2 separate regions of the Mus musculus genome follow, and region 1 is linked to region 2. Evidence: chromatin loops called from intact Hi-C (ENCODE). Cell type or tissue: left cerebral cortex. All regions are shown on one strand. Each heading gives the region's core, and the rest is flanking DNA. Links, peaks and the distances in the headings are about the cores only.

What was found. A loop is a pair of places that touch in the nucleus more often than their neighbours do. Peaks named below come from ENCODE experiments on the same cell type or tissue, not always from the same donor. Only the 100,000 strongest peaks of a DNase experiment are listed, where the experiment ranks them.
Region 1: it touches region 2 in a loop (3-fold over the local background); 3 of 42 quality-filtered maps call a loop at or near these places.

The regions. Positions count from the first base shown.
Region 1 is chr1:158,650,342-158,658,587 of GRCm38, forward strand. Astn1 (astrotactin 1) reads left to right here. Exons shown (of 23, transcript NM_007495.4): 17 at 6,699-6,967. Among named protein-coding and RNA genes, the nearest start is that of Gm37679, 100 kb to the left of the region's middle. In left cerebral cortex, for the core only: CTCF peaks have their summits at 4,051 (motif pointing left) and 4,439 (motif pointing left); DNase peaks (open chromatin) are centred at 2,357, 2,508, 2,802, 3,949 and 2 more places; H3K27ac peaks cover 385 bases.
Region 2 is chr1:158,541,840-158,550,085 of GRCm38, forward strand. The region is part of intron 8 of Astn1 (astrotactin 1); the gene reads left to right. The region is part of intron 1 of Gm37679 (a long non-coding RNA gene); the gene reads right to left. Among named protein-coding and RNA genes, the nearest start is that of Gm37679, 8.5 kb to the right of the region's middle. In left cerebral cortex, for the core only: no CTCF peak of the experiment used is centred there; DNase peaks (open chromatin) are centred at 3,460 and 6,093; H3K27ac peaks cover 3,806 bases.

The DNA.
Region 1 (8,246 bases), core at 1,345-6,344, 110 kb after region 2:
TCAGTTGTTAGAGTCCAGCTATCTCTCCGCACTGGAGAACAATCACATGTGAGGCCAAACGCCCAGTCTGCCTGGAATGCCTCTGTTCCCCAGGTCTACCCAGAACTGCCCTCCCTTCCCCTCCCGTCCTGGTGCTTTCCTTTCCATACAGTCCTTGGGTACATTTGCTGGGCCCTGGGCCATCAATCCTGACCTTTTGCTACCTAAAGACATCATTTGAGAGAACTCCTCAGATTTTCTAACCACATTTTAAAAAGTGCTGTACTTCTGCACCAGAGCTGACTGTGCTGCATATTCCCATCTTAAGCCCAAATCCTCACTTCTCCAGTAAATAAACATGGATATGCACACATACAGTTTAAATGTTTGGAGAGTGAAATTTCTACAGTATTTACCTAAATCTTGGTAACCGAGTTGTCTCTGAACAATCCATTATACCTGAGAATAGTGGAAACCACTCAGTTACCCCACTATTTCAGTCAAATCTAGAACATTTCAAATGAACCTAGAACAACAGTGCTCCAAGTTAATTAAAGCTCAGATGTCTAGTTGGCATTTGAAGAAGACAGGACATAATCACTTTATATACAGCTCATTGGAAAAGGTTTCATTAGTCAATAAACACTCTCATCATTGAATAAATATTTGTTTTGGATACTATGAGGTATTGTACTGGAGAGCAAGGCAGTGTCACTCAGCATATTGTGATGTTGGCTGTAGGCAGAACAGGGTAAGTGGACAAGCAGAGTCAGAGTTAATGAATTGACAGACAGTACACTTGCTGGGTCCCAAGGACTGTTCAAGATTGACTTTGCGGTTTGCAGTTTTGCTTGTTTTGTTTTGGTGTTTGGAGACAGATTCTTGTACTGATCCCATACCAAAGAATGGCTCTAGACTTCTGATCTTTCTGCCTCTGTCGTACACGTGCTGTAATTTCAGGCATGTATCACCATGCTGTTGTGCTTTAGGTTGTATTGGTGAAGAATCAATCGGTCTAGACATTTCTACTTTTCATACAAGGAATTCTAGACTCTAGAAGGCCATGAAACCTTACCTAGGTCATCCATCTGAGAAGAGATAAAGGAAAGAACCTACAACCGAAGTCATCTGCAGAGTAGGTTTAAAACTGATAATTTCCTTTTATGATATTGTACATGGAGGAAAGGATACAGGCTGGGGTGAGAATGTAATTTAATATTAAATGAATGTTGGGGGCATGGAGAGGGAGGGAAGAACAGACAGACATACACATATTCAGTGAGAAAAATACACACACACACACACACACACACACACACACACACACGACACTCTTGTTGCATGTTGTTGTTTTGTTTTGTTTTTCTGAATACATCAGTCAGATGGGAACCAACGATTTTCATTATTTAAGTAGGTTGCTTGCTTGGAGCTACTAGGAATTGATGGATGAGAGCCGAGAACCTGGAGTGGTCCTTGTGTGCAGGCTGATCCTGGGAGAGAAAGAGGGGTAGGGGAGGAAGGGAGTTATAGGGAATTTGAGTTGAGCTGTTTCAGCAACTGGGGCATCATCTGTCCCTTCTGTCGAGCTGAGATGTGCAAAGAGGCTGCCAAGAGAGTATGGAGGAGATGGTGGCCACAAATAGGGGGACCTTGGGTATGACATCATGTAACCTGTATAAGTGGGTGCCCTAACAGGCTTTGCTACTTAGGGAAGAGAACTTGGCTGGAGTCACAGCCAAGTCACAGTTAGCTGCTACCACAGTAATGCCTTACATTTTTCACTTGATTCCTAGAGGACCTTGTAAGGGACAGGAGAACTGTTTGCCAAATGCTTGCTTCTATTTAAGCTTGATGTTTTGTAATCATTCATGCCTATGCTTGGAGCTTAGGATAATTATCCCAGGATACACAAAGAATGAAGTTATAGACAGAAAGGATGATGATAGATCTAGATACATCTAGATACACATATAGATACAGACAAAAGATAAACTAGGGAAATGAAAATCAAAGGTGAGAATGGCACTGTTCCTGACTTCAGGAGGCTATCATCAGACATCTGGAACAATAGGAATTGCTCCATGTATGTCCTTTGTAGTTAAGATTTGAGTCTCAGAGAATATGTGTTCATGACATGACTAGGGGTTCAGTTCAAGTCCCAACAGGCTTTCCAAAGTCTTTCCAAAGATATTAACCACTTGAAGAGACTGACTGGAACCTATTTTAGGGTTATTAACAACAATCCAGGTTGGGTTCCTCTACTTGGAAGACCTGAAATGAGGGCAATGTGAGTCAGATAACTTGGAATGATGGCTCACACAGTAGATAGGGGTAAATGTTGGGGTGAGTCCTGTTGTACTGGCTGTGGGTGGGCAGTCTTCCCGTACAGCTTGCTGAGCTGTACTTCATTGGCCCATGTCAACCTTCTTTGCATGTATCTGAAGCTCTCCCCCAAAGCTGTAATCTGATTAGTTTGCATTTGATTTCTTTGCTGCCTAATGAACTGCCTGTGTAGTTCTAGCTGTGATGTCATTAGCATCTCATTGCCTTAGGCACCAACTCAGGAGAGAGATTTTTAAGCAGTCCTCAGAATCCTACAGGAATTGTACCAATTTACTTCACAACAAGTAATTCACCTTTGTGACCTGTGAGTTCACACAGGCAGAGCAGAGCCTGCATGAGAAAGACTTGGTCACTTTCATCATTGTAATACGCTTCTGAATGGAGGTGGGTCAATATGTACATGCCTAAGGCCATGTGCACATACACAGTGAGATTCTGAGCATTAAGGATGCCAATATTCTCATACCATGATATTCTATTGGGGAAACTCATCCACTGTATGCTCGAGGATACAGATTTAGCCTAAAGCAAATGGCACTTATTTATAGCAAACTGTATTTGCAAAATGCTTTGCAGTTTTAGGGTTGTTAACTACATTCCAGGTTGAATATTCCTCTATTTGTAAGAAAGCTAAGTGTTACAGCCAGACAGGAAGACCTCCCTGAGAACAAAAGCATGGATTCTGCAAAACTAGTGGTGAGGAGCCATAAGTGTATTGGTTTGATGTTGTTGTTTGGTTTGGTTTGGTTTCTGTTTGTTTTTTTGTCAGATGACACACTTGCCGGTCATCATCTTCCAAGACCTTAACTGTAAATTGTTTCGTTTGTTCAAAGACTGCGTGTCTACTGAAGTAGATAGTTACTTTCCTAAGAAGCATCACGGTATTTCAGATACCAGGATCATCTCTACCTAGGTGCCAGAGGATGGAGAAATATTCCAAAGATGGCAATAGGAGTAGCCAATAGGAAGAGGGGGTCCACTGAGTCATAGGCGATAAAGTGGCTTTCCCTCTTCCCACCTTTCCACCAGCAGAGAGCAGGCTCTCCTGAAGAGCTTCATATCTGAGCTATTCATTCCCTTGCAGTGAATGGTGGCATTCTCTTTGGGGTAAGGGAGATTTATGTGGGCTTTCATCAACGGACTCCATCATTTTAAGGAGTATTTCCCAACTGTATCTTTAACTGCACATAGAAAATGCATTTCCTCTTTGAAAAATCTCTCTCATGCACATGTCTGTTCTTGGCTGGAGACTGAATAGATGGCTTTGGGGAGTTTACTGTTCATTGCTCTGTATAAATCCAGCCTCTTTCTAGACAGTTCCATCTCATGTGAGCATGATGTTAGCGAGGTATACTGGCCTTGGCCTGGGCCTCCAGCAGGGACCTGATATGTGGTCCTGATTTGGGGGCTGGGGGTGGAAGATGTAGACTAAGGTCCTGAAGAAAAAAGCAAAGCAGGAGCATTTGGAAACCCCTATCATCTCTGCCTCCTGGCTCTTCTCAGTCACCCTACTGTAGTCTCTAAACTTGCCAAGACTGTAGGGTGGACGAGTGTTGACAGGGACTAACTGCATCTTGAATTTAATTGGCATTGCCAGAAGACAGCAACAAGGGGAGCAGCCCCTCTTGTTCACAGCAATTACAAGCTTTAATGATGGCCAGCTGGAGGGCAGGGAAGTTAATGCCTTACAGAGGACTCACGTTACAGTGCCCCCTGGTGGTATATTTCAACACAATTCACCTAGATAGTGACCTAGGAAAATTTGCTTAAAGGTGAAAGAAAAGAAATACGTTGGCATATTACTTCACATTTGAAGTAACTTTTTTTTTACTCAAAATTAAGGATATTTGGAGAGAATTCTTTTAAAAAATTTTTCTTGTGAGCTTTTTTTCAGTTATCCTGTCATTGTCACCTGGATTTCATATTTTTTCGTGAAGTTATGAGGTATATAATTTGTAATTGTTTTGCTTTTTAGTTTTTATTGTATGTTAGGAAAAAAAGAGCCATAAAAATGTTGAGATACCCACACCACCCTTAGGATTCTGAAATTTTATTTTCTCTGGTGTGGTCTCACAGTGCCGAACATAGTCATTTTCGATCAACTACCACCATCTAGTGATCATATTGTAGGTTTGCAAGTGTTCCTAATGGAGTCTCAACAAAGGAGGGCTGTGGCTCCCTACAGAAATGTCTCTGATGATAATGTGATTAGAGCCAAAGAGGAAAAGGCTCCCAACCTCATGAAGATTCTTCAAAGATACCAGATATTGTCCAAAGACCTTACTCCACCTCCACCTACTTTGACCAGTCACTCAGCAGTGTGAAGAAGACAAGAAATCAGATCAAAAAATGGGGTGCAGAAAGGCTTGGCTGGTCTATGGACTTTTCAAATGCTGCTAGCAATCTATTCTTAGCCTAAGATAAAGTGTGGAGCTATGACTGAGATGCAGAGGCCTAAATGTTCATAAGGATAAATCCTTGGGTGAAGTGATTTGAGGTTGGTTAGTCTGCTCTCTATCTGATATTATCATTTTTGACTTTCGATGTGTGTGTGTGTGTGTGTGTGTGTGTGTGTGTGTGTGTGTGTGTGTGTGTGTGTGTTTGTGTGTGTGTGTGTGTGTGTGTGTGTGTGTGTGTGTGTGTGTGTGTGTGCGCCATTGTCTAGTTTTCCTATAATCCAGGAGGGTCTGTAGCTCAATCCTGGATCTATAGTTAAGTAAAATATAAATGTTAAATAGACTGACTCCCATAGTCTCTGAGTGTGTCCTGTGCCTTCACACACAAGAGAAGTCACATTCCAAGAGTAGCTGGGTAAGAGTGTCTCGTTCACATAGTGCTATTCATTTGGGAATCAAAAACAGTGGGAACCTCACTGTATTAGTCAGGGTTCTCTAGAGTCACAGAACTTATGGATAGTCTCTAGATAGTAAAGGAATTTATTGATGACTTACAGTCGGCAGCCCAATTCCCAACAATGGTTCAGTCGCAGCTGTGAATGGAAGTCCAAGGATCTAGCAGTTACTCAGTCTCACGCAGCAAGCAGGCGAAGGAGCAAGAGCTCGAGCTAGACTCCCTTCTTCCAATTCTGGATTGTAGTTCATTCCAAATATAGTCAAGTTGACAACCAGGAATGGCCACTACACTCACCATATTCCCACATGGGCCCATGTTACACAGCAAGTTAAGAGAAGGCCTAGACAGTGCTCCCAATACCCCTGAGGAGAGAACATGTGCTTTTCTAAGTCAGTGAGTCATATCACCCAATGACCTCCTGGAACCACTTTGTGAGACCTTTCAACCAGTTCAGACCATGTCCCTTCAAGTATGACATTCTTAATGCACCCAGTGGAGACCAGAAATTCTGTGTACCCACCATCTCTGAAGGCACAGCAGTCTCTCCAAAATCATTTCCTGTTTGGGACACCAACTGTCAGAAATAGCTTATGAAATCTGGAGGATTCTGCCCACAGAGTCCTTTATAGATAATGAGTTAAATGGGTAAACAGGAGGACTGAAGGAAGAAAGAGAAAATGGTGCTTTCTTGTGTGGGGAACAAACCATTATTCTCTAGTAGGCTCGTCTCATGTTTGTCACCAAAAATAGATCAAGAGTTTGTGTAGCTAACTTCTAAGTGGCAAACAACAGTGAAAAAAATCTTTCTGAACATGACAAACTTTCCTCTGCATTCTCAACACATGAGTTAACTATACAGCCAAGAAATGCTGGCTTTGCTCTATGACTTAAACACTTTGGAGTCAGATAGCACTGGGTTCAAATACCAAGTTTCACAATCTGCTACCTTTGTGACCTTGATGATATTTTCCTTTCTTGGTATATAGAAATGGGTACAATGGTAGACTTTTGGCAATGGTGAGGATGGTAGAAGGAGATCTCGAGTCAATCCCAATGCCCTAGAAAGGCTCCATAAACCTCAGTTGTAATTGTGACCAAGAATGTGGTGCTGAGTGCTGCCTGCATGTTAGAAATCATGTGTGTCTTCAAATCATTTTGTTATTCATCCATTTAATAACACTAGAGGTGGGAGCTATGAAGAAGCCAAGGCATAGAGTGGTCACTGCTGCTATCATCTGCTTTCTGGGAATTGGATGTATCACAGACACATCCCTCCATGTGGATCAGTGGAGCCAGTGATTCTCAGAAAAGAAACAACCTATTCTCATACTTGAAAGGCCATTTCCAACTCTCTATGTCACTGGGAAGATGTGTGCCCCTAATTAAGAAGAGTGACAGTGTTTCCTTTCTCAGTGGCACTTTCCAAATTCTCAAGGTTAGACCTCAGAACTCAGGAGCCACCAAGTCATGGCAATCCTTGCTATCTTGCCTCCCTCACTGTTCCTCTTTCTTGTGTCTGGCAGGCAACTCTCCATCTGATGAGTCGGAGGAGCGGGAAAGGGATCCCAAGGTGCTGACATTCCCAGAATACATCGCTAGCCTGTCAGACTCTGGCACCAAGCGAATGGCAGCTGGAGTCCGGATGGAGTGCCAGAGCAAGGGACGGTGTCCCTCATCCTGTCCTTTATGTCATGTGACATCCAGCCCTGAAACCCCTGCTGAGCCAGTTCTACTGGAAGTGACCAGAGCATCCCCCATCTATGAACTGGTGACCAATAACCAGACCCAGAGGGTAAGAGGGCTGAGATGCTTGGTTCTGGAAGGTACCAAAAAACAAGAACTTTCTCCACACAGCAACCCAGCTGCAGAATCGTTTTGTTCAGCTAAGAGTGGCACCTAGTTTGTTTAGATTTGCATGTTTACATATTAAGTCAAATCAAATCAATGCGTTCTTTAATACCCACAATAATACCATCCAGGTGTCACTATTGAAGTTGAGGACAAAGGGCTGGAAGGAAATAGTTAGCAAAGCACATGCAATCACCAAAGTCATTGTAATACCTTTTCCAAGGGGGCATGGTATAAGGACACTCATCTCTGTCTCCCCCCACCCCCTTGGAGCAGGTGAACCAACCTAACTGATCTCCCAACCTAGAACCAACTGCATCTTGACTAGAAGGGCATGTAAAATACAGGTCCCAGAGGAAGGCCCTATCAGCCTCAGCCTGGAAGGTCCTGGTACCCTGCTCATCACAGGCTTAAAGGACAAAACACATCTGTGCTGTTCCTCCCATGTTTTATTATGCTGGAAAGCCATGACATTTCCCAAACATTCTTTTTTTCTTTACCTCTCTGTCCCTAAAGCTCTTAGGAGAAAATGTGTGATCCCGTAAGATTCAGGTGCGGGGTTGGGAGGAGCAGAGACAGTGAGTGACTTCTTCCTTTAGCCTACAGGCTATATAGTAAGGCAGCATACACACAAATACACCAGCCATGCCAAACTTGAAAAAGAAAGGCTCCTGAATGTGAGGTTTCTGAGACTATCTGCAAGGCGAATGCCAGGGGAACAGCTTACCTGAGGAGCGAAGGCCCATCCAGGTGGGGTGATAATTGCTTCCTTTTTTCTCTTTGAAGAGACACCTGGTGAGTCACAGTTGGTTTCATAGGTGTTGCTCAGACTCACAGGAGGAATTGTGCATGTGTGTTTCTCTCACCTACCCACCTCTTCCATAGATAATTCAGTGAGTGTTTGAAAATACAGGTTTTTCCCCCCACAGAAACAAAAAGACAAATGGTTCCTGTTGGCCTACACTTTCATCCTGAATCTAAGATGGTTATGGGGGGAGAATTTGGAGAGAGGGACTTGAAAGAAGGAAGGACTTGGTTCATTGGACACCCAAAGGAGTGGTGGTATTAAAACAGGACTACCCTTGCCCACTTAACATCGTACCCCCTCAAGTTGCTGCATCTGATAACCAAGAACTTTCTGGTTCACCAGTCTGGATACAGGAGGAGCTGTGCTCCAGAGGGTCATCCTTCGAATTAGAGTGTACAGAGCTATAGAACAGAGA
Region 2 (8,246 bases), core at 1,523-6,522:
AGGTCAGTTTTTACCTGGGATCAGTTGAGCTTTGGTTTAGGAAACCTGTCCCAGAATGGAGAGCACTGGTCCCTGGAGGTTCCAGGCAATGAACCCATAGGGGGGCCTCCTCCAGATCATTTCTTCATAAACTATTCTACCCTTTTAGATCTCTGAGCCTTTAAAGAGAAGGAGGGGGTAGCTCAGTGCCTTAGTGTCTTTGTCCTATGGTCTTCCTTTATTTGAAGTTACAAATTCCCCCAATCTGATTACATTTTAATTATACACTTCATCTTGAAATCATCTCTCTGTTCTTAATCTCACTGCATGTGACTAAAATAGCCAAGTAAAAAATAAAGTTTCAATGCCTGGGACCACTTATCCTGGTTCATCATTCCTAAGTTTTGCCTTCCATAAAGTTCCATATGGGACAAGGATACAACTTTATTGAGTTCTTTGCAATTGTATGACAAAGATGACCTTCACTCTAGATTTCAATTGCTTACCCCCCACTGGACCCCTACAGAGACCTTGTTCTGCTTGCAAGTGTTTGAGTCCACAGAGGTTCATGTGCTTGGAATTTCAACCCATTGTTGCAGTGCTGAACTGGTGAAAACTTTAAAAGGTAGGAACTGTTGGAAGGTGGTCACGTCTTAAGGCAAGGTATCATGCTGGTCTTGCAAGCCTACTATGACCTTGAAAGAGTATGCTGTAATGGAGTGAGACATCCATATATTTTGTCTTTTCTTGACTGGAGTATATCCAGTACATATATCATAAAAAAGGTCTTCACTGTCTCTATCAACAATCTATTAACAACTATTGAATGACCTCCAACTTACTACAATTTCTATCTCCAAGTCCTTTTTCGTTGGAATCACTCTCAATGCTGCAGTCATGCAAATGTAGGGTTGGTCCACATGTTCCTTTCAAATCATCTATCCTTTTCACATTGTCCATGTGCAAAGTCACATATACTTTAAATGTTTGTCCTTCATTACCTGGTTTATTCTTGGTCAGTTTTACACTACAATAAAAGAATTCCATAGACTGTGTCATTTATAAACCATAGAAGATTTTTTTTTCCAGTATAGAGGCTGAAAGTCTAAAAGCACATGGTAGTAGATGGTAAGGAACTTTTTATACATAATAACACAGAGGAAGGACAAGTGACCACATCATGGAGAGTAAAATAAAGTGAAATCATATTTATAAGAAATCTTCCTGTGATAACTCATCCACACCTACGAGAACATAGCGACCCTCATGACCTAAGCTCTTGCTTAAGGCCCCCACCTGTTATCATCATGGCAAAGGTAATTAAATTTCAACTTTAGCTTTGTAGGGGGGACAGGAAAGCTGTGGCACAAGGCTAGTGAGCAGTCCATGTTTGGTGAAAGGTTAGCAGCAAGCGGGGGTGGGGGGGTGGGGGGGAGATGTATTTTTTTAATTGGTTGTTCTTGTTGTCAGTTCCTTAATTTCACAGGGTTTGTTAAATTCATTTCCAATGCACATCAGTGTGTGAAGCTGGGGTATGCCTTCTCTCCTTCCCTTTTTCTCCTTGTCTCCCTGACACTATCTTTCTTCTTTCTCTCTCTCTTATCTCCATGTATCTCTTTCTTTCTTACACACACACACACACACACACACACACACACACACACAAACACACACCTTATATACCTGCATCTCTGACAGGGATCAGTCTCAAGAAAGGAAGTAAGGAATCTCTTTATGCTTATGATGAAGCCCACAGTTGTCATAGAGCTGGTATAACATGCATAAAGGTTTAAGAAAGTTGGGTGCAGAGAAATTAGAAGCTAGCTTTAAATGTTTGTGAAACCAATGAATGGGTGACTTGAAATGAATAAACAAATATGAAGGAAACACCTAAATGGCAACTTACATATATATAGCAGAAGGAAATACAGTGGCTATGATGCATCCTTTACACAATTACAGAACCCAAATGCAGATGGGACAAAGGCTCAGCCTACGGCAAATGGGATCTAATAGAGTCCTCATCAGCTTAGCTTGGATCACTTGAGTGTGTATCTATGGCACAGATACAGCTAGATATTGTAGAAGAGGGATTTCTGGGAAGAGAATGTTCCTGGAATAGCTACAGGATATGGGGTGGAGGAAAACCGGGTTATGGATACATATTATCCTGTTCCCAGCTACCTCTAACTCACCCCACAGAGCTTTCCCAAGATGCTCATTTCTGTTCTCCTGTCAGCACTGTCATGATTTAAAAGCTTCTTCCCCCGAGGACCACAGCCAAAGGGAGAGCTCAGAGCAGTGAGTGTTCTTATCAGCCTTTGCACAGGACCTTAAACTTCTTATGGGCACGGGCTGCTCCTTATTTGGTTCTGTGATGTGCCTGCGATGCCACCTTCTTGTTTGGCCATAAAGAGTGTTTATATTAGTCATCCACAGTTACCATAAAAAATATCAAGTTGGGTATTGTGGCTTATCTTTGTAATTCCACACAGGAGGCAAAGAGGGGGAGATTGTCATGAGTCTGTGGTCAGCCTGGCTTAGAGAGACACCTCTCTCAAACAAAATAACACCCTAAAGCCAAAACATTCAAAACCATGTCTGGCCATTTAGCTTAGGGAACATTGTGGAAGGGAAAAGAAAGTGGAAAGATTGTAAAGTTGGGGAGGAAGGTCGCCAAACTGTCTTCTGGATACTGTACTCATGAACTCCCGACAGCTGTGGTTGTCTGCACAAAATCACAGCATTGCTTCACAGAGGAGAGAGGTGGCACAATGTCCTACCCCTAGCTGAGGAGACTTGGCAACTGAAGGTTGCCAGAGTAGAGATTGCCGATTTTCTTCAGGGAAGTGGCCCCTGGTAGGTGGCCTGTGCTACCATGGGTGGCCCTCCACCATGTGCTTTGAACAGCGTATGTTGGATTCAATGAATTAAAAAGGAAGAAATGAACTTGAGAGGGAGACATGGCTGGAGGTGTTCTAGGAGAAGTCCAAGGAGGAGTGGGAGTAAATATAGTCTAATACATTATATAGATGTACAAAATTCACCAAGGATAAATAAAGATAATAAATCAAAAAGAAAACAAACCTGTGAGTTAGACAACTTGATACTCATAAGTTTATTTGATTTGTTCACAGTTGGAGAGGCTACAAGACCCAGGATGTAGTTTCTTATGTAGCCACAGCTGACCTCCAGATAGATACACTCTCACTGTGTCCTTACACAGTAAAGGAAACTCTGGGACTTCCCTTCCTCTTTTTCTAAGGACACTAGTCCTGCTGAATAAGAGCTCAGCCCCATATTCCTTCTTAAAGGCCTTTTTTGCCAGAATAGTCACAAAGCGACTGAGAGCTCTAGCATCTGGATTTCAGGCAAGGCACAATTCATCCCACAGTACGGCAGCGTAAGCATTAAGTCAGAATGGATGAGCAGGGCTTGTGGCTGTCATCTCGCTGTGGTTGCTTTAGAGAGGAAGAGTAACTGGGATTTCTTTACCCTTCTGAGTCACTCCCTCTTTAGCACCCTCCACCTAACAAACACTCAGCACAGACTGCAAAAGAGCCCATCTCAGATGAGATGGCAAATCCCAAGGGAAAAGAAGGCAGGTGTTTCTCTTGCTGTGTGAGTTTGTACAAACCAGTACAGTGCTAGCTTTTAGTCATCTAGGCCATTTCTTCATGTCAGTCACACAGGGGGCCCATGGTGGACGTCTCTAGTGAGATTTAAGACAGAATTCTCACTCAAAATGTTTATCTTTGGAGTTTTTCATATACACATATAAATACATATGTATAGTATTCTGTGTTTATATACATTTATATATAATATATGAATAAAATATGAACATATACATGCATGTACAACATATAAATGTGCACATACATACACATATACATACATATACATTCATACACATGAACATGTGCAAGTGAGCACACACACACACACACACACACACACAATTTCTTCAAGGTAGTGTGCCGGTACTTGACTTACAAAATACTTTCTGAATCCTTCAGACCCATATTTTTAACACTATGGGGGTGGGGAGAGAATGAATCTGGATAAGATCAACTTTAATTTACTTCTTTGGGTCCAACTCAGATGCTGTGAAATATTCCCATTAGTAGCAGAAAACGCTGCCATTTGTTGGAGACCTGGTCTGTTCTTAACAAAGAATTTTACCCATGATTTGCTTACAGCAGCAGTTCCCAAGGTATGGGTTGAGATGCCTTTGGGGAACTGAACAGCCCTTTCACAGGGATCGCCTAAGACCATGGGGAAACATGGATATTTTTGTTATGATATGTGACAGTAGCAAAATTACAGTTACGAAGTAGAACTGAAAACAATTTTATGGCTGGGAGTCAGCACAAACTGAGGAATTGTATTTAAGGATCACATTAGGAAGGTTGAGAACCGCTGTCTTACATCACGCCCTCTTCATGGGTCACAGCTGCCATTTTACAGGCCATTGTAAGGTATTTTTAAATTATCAACCAAACAGTGGCGTCTACTTAAAATGTATGGCTATTACTTTTCCTAATGGCCCCTAAGTTGTAGATATAAATACTAATTCTGTAGTAAATGGAACTTGTAGATATTTCCTTCAGCCTAGCGAAGGTGTGACAATCAGGGAATCACCTTGGAGAGTTGATTTTTATTCCTGAGGCTCCCCTCAGAAGGTGGCATTATCACCCTGAGCTTGCGTCTGGCCACATCACCATGAGAAGATCAAATAAATTACTACCTGGCTCATGGTTATGTGGAGCCAAGAGTTGAGTCCAAGGCTGGGAGGCTCTGAAACCCATCCCCCAGCGTACTGCTCTCCTGAGGACTTAAGGAAGATCAGCTCTTAAGACTGTCAGAGCTAAAACAGGCTTCCCACTAATCCAGCTGGTCACACAGCTGATTAATGTTGAATTATCTGGGATCAGGTCTCCTGATGGCAGCTTGTGCATTATTTCCTCTTCAATGAACTCTTTCTTCCCAGCTTCGGACAACCACTTTTAATGGCCTCTAGGGGTTTCACGGTCAAATGTAAAAGGTGTTTTACTACCTGAAGTACAGAAAAATGAGGGTCTCTGGGAGAGAATACCAAAACTAATTATACGGGGTCAGGCATTAGTTTGCAGAGAGAGAAGAACAAACGTAAGGGGTATAACTTGGTAAACACACTGATATAAGATGTGTCCCTGCTCTAGGAGTATCTGTAAGATAACAATGTCATGAGGCAGGGTGTTAAGGACTTTGAAGTAGATATAACCAGGAAATTGGATGAAATAAAAGAAAGAGGAAGGCTGAGCACGTGCTATTGATGTATGGGCACCACAGGCATCTCTGCATTGCCTGGCTGATGGAGAAAATCCTGTACAACATACCTGGTGATGTGGGGTATGAATAACTGATCTCTGGGGGTTTCCCCAAGGCTTCTTTCCTCTATGCAGTTTATAGAGTGCTGCATCCACCCCAGTGCTCTTACCCACTGAGCCATCTCACCAGCCCTCTTCATTGTTTTCTACTGGCTTCTTTATTCTTCATTTGCTTCCCTCTTCAGCTATGCCCACCCCAGCCTTCTCTTAGCATTCCAATTTCCCTTCTGTGCTTTCCCTGCCACCACATCCTCGCACTCACTCCCCGCTCACTTTATCCCTCTGAGCATTCATCCTCATCTTCTCTTCCTCTTCTTTCTATGGAGCCTGGTATATTGCACGCCTCTGCTCTTCCTTCTCTCGGCCTCCAGAACAGAAGATGAAATTTGCCACTCTGACAAAGAGAACAAAAGCCAAAAGTCCCTACTAAAGTTACAAGGACAGCAATTTTTCTTTTTAGGGGATTTTAATTTTAAAATGAGAAAAAAAATTTTTTTCAGCCTCCTCCTCCTCCCCCAACCCCTGCTGTGCTCGCACTGCTGTGAGCCTCAGGGAAGGCTGGGAGCATCCAGAGAGGGACAGCCAGATAAAAAGCTGCTCCTTGGTTCAGAACATTTCTGCGCTCCTGTTCCCTCCCATCCTCGCTCCTTTTGACTGTGTTTGTCTGGGATCCAGGCAGAAAATGGTAGAATTAGCATTTTTAATAAAGGAAACTGGAGAAAAGGGAGGCAGCTCAGGAAAGCTGAAGGAGGGAAGGAAGCCCAAATCTACTGACAGTCAACACTCCCCTTTTAGAGCCAGAGAGAGCTCAAGGTGGGGGCAGGGGAGGCAAGCAAGAGAAGCCAGAGTTTGGAGTTTACAAGAAGTACTCAGGCTGATATAATTGGAGCTTTGAGCACAGGCAGAAACAGTTGGGAGGTGGGAAATTGCTGTGCTGGATTGAGTTTGGCTCAACTTGATACTGAGGCCCAGCTTTGTGAAATGGTTTCTAATTTAGCCCATTTTCTCTGTCTTCCTGGAATGAGCCATTATTCGTCCATTACCAGCAAAAAATCATGGTCCAAGCTAACCCCTTCTTTTCTTTTCTCCTCTTCCTCTTCTTCACTTGCTCTGTAGGAAAGCAGAAGAAATTCACCAGAGGCGGGGGACAACATGTACCCTTCATTTAAAAAGAGAAAGTGACCCCCACTTTCGGAGACCTGGTGTGACTGGCATCCTCTTCCCTCTTTCCCGTGTCACAGGCTATGGATGCAAAACTTTAATGGAGTTGCTAGGTTTGCGTTGTTTTGTGTGTTTGGCCATTGGACCTCCGCAGGATGAGGCTTAATTGGCTCTTTTCCTACCACTGAAAGGGATGGAAAATATCGCCAGGCGAAGGTTACTGTTTTCCAAAGAAAGTGGCAGTGATGAGATCTAATGCCTCTGACAGCTGGATAAAAAGTTGCTAAATAAGAATAAATTGAATGTCTAAGCCCACAGTCATTCAGAAGGTAACAGAAACCCCAAACACCGAAATGAAGCACCTTGTCACACACAGCATTCTTCTTCCACCACACTTATAACCCCATGGGAGTCAAAATAGTAGCAAATGTATTTCATTTTCTTAAACTCAATTCTGTAAAAGATCAGGACAAGTCAAAACTGGGTGAATACTCTTTTTTTTTTTTTCCTTTGACCTGAGTTTCAGCCTATTAAATACTTAAGACCTCTTCCTTGGTGCAGTGTCAACTGGGTAATTGCGGACATCTCACATATTTAGACTTGATGCTAATCCTGCAGCATTAACAAAAGAGTGACTGCCACAGCCAGTGTTCCTTACATATGGATTTGACCATTTTAGCCTCATTCAAACAGACAGTAGAATGTGTATGTTTGTATAAATTCTTATTTCCATCTGGCCTATATATCTTATTCCTGAAATTTGATTTCTTTCATCAGAAAGCTATCCTACCTTCCCTTGTTCTTGCAGTGATGACCTGGTATAGATACCAGGCATCTAAATGTTAAATAAATAAGATTAAAATAAAATATGTAAGATCCTTACATCAAAGAACATTTCTTAAGAACGGGGAGCAACAAATAGCTCTTAGGTTCTGTCAAGGAATAAATACCATCTCTGAGTTTAGGATCCAAAAGTAGGATTAACATCACTTGGATACTTAAAAGCACATTTAGGTTAGTTAGAGTGTGGGTTTAGACCCAGAACCAAGTTTCTCTGAGGGAGTGAGAAATTCACTTGGAAGGTTCTTTGTTACTATATCTAGCGCTACATTGTGTTTTCCCCTCATTTCTATTCATTTGAATATATGCCTTGACCTCCTTCTATTCCCATAGTGACACTAGGCTACACATTTGAGGATCTGAAAAGCACCTGTTTTCAGACATTGTCTGCATGTCCTTTCTCTTCAGAGGTTTCAAAGGGTCCTTGGCTTCTTTCCATTGACAGATTACATTATTTTCCCCAGTAGCTCTCCCCACATCACAGTTCTTGACTCTAGTCCATATGCTTGTTTCCAAAATGTTGCCTCCAATCCTCACCCCTATTCTTATTTTTATGCCCCATCTCTAACTGCTCCTGGATCTCTGTTCATGGAGTTGCTATAAGTATCTAAAATTAACCTGTCCAGAATGGAACACGAAGCCTACTCCCACATGGATATCTGCTCTAACTCCCATCATCTTGGCCCATATAAATAGCATCATTTATCCACCATCTTACCTTATAAATAGCATCATCTACCCTGCATTCTTCCAGATGAAAAAGTTGGGGACAAGTCTCCATATTCCTCCGCAATTACCCTATCCACTTTCTCATTCACATGCCTACTTTGAATCACCAGATCCAATTCATTCATATTGGAAATGCCTCTTGAAACTACTCGCTTCTTTTCTTTG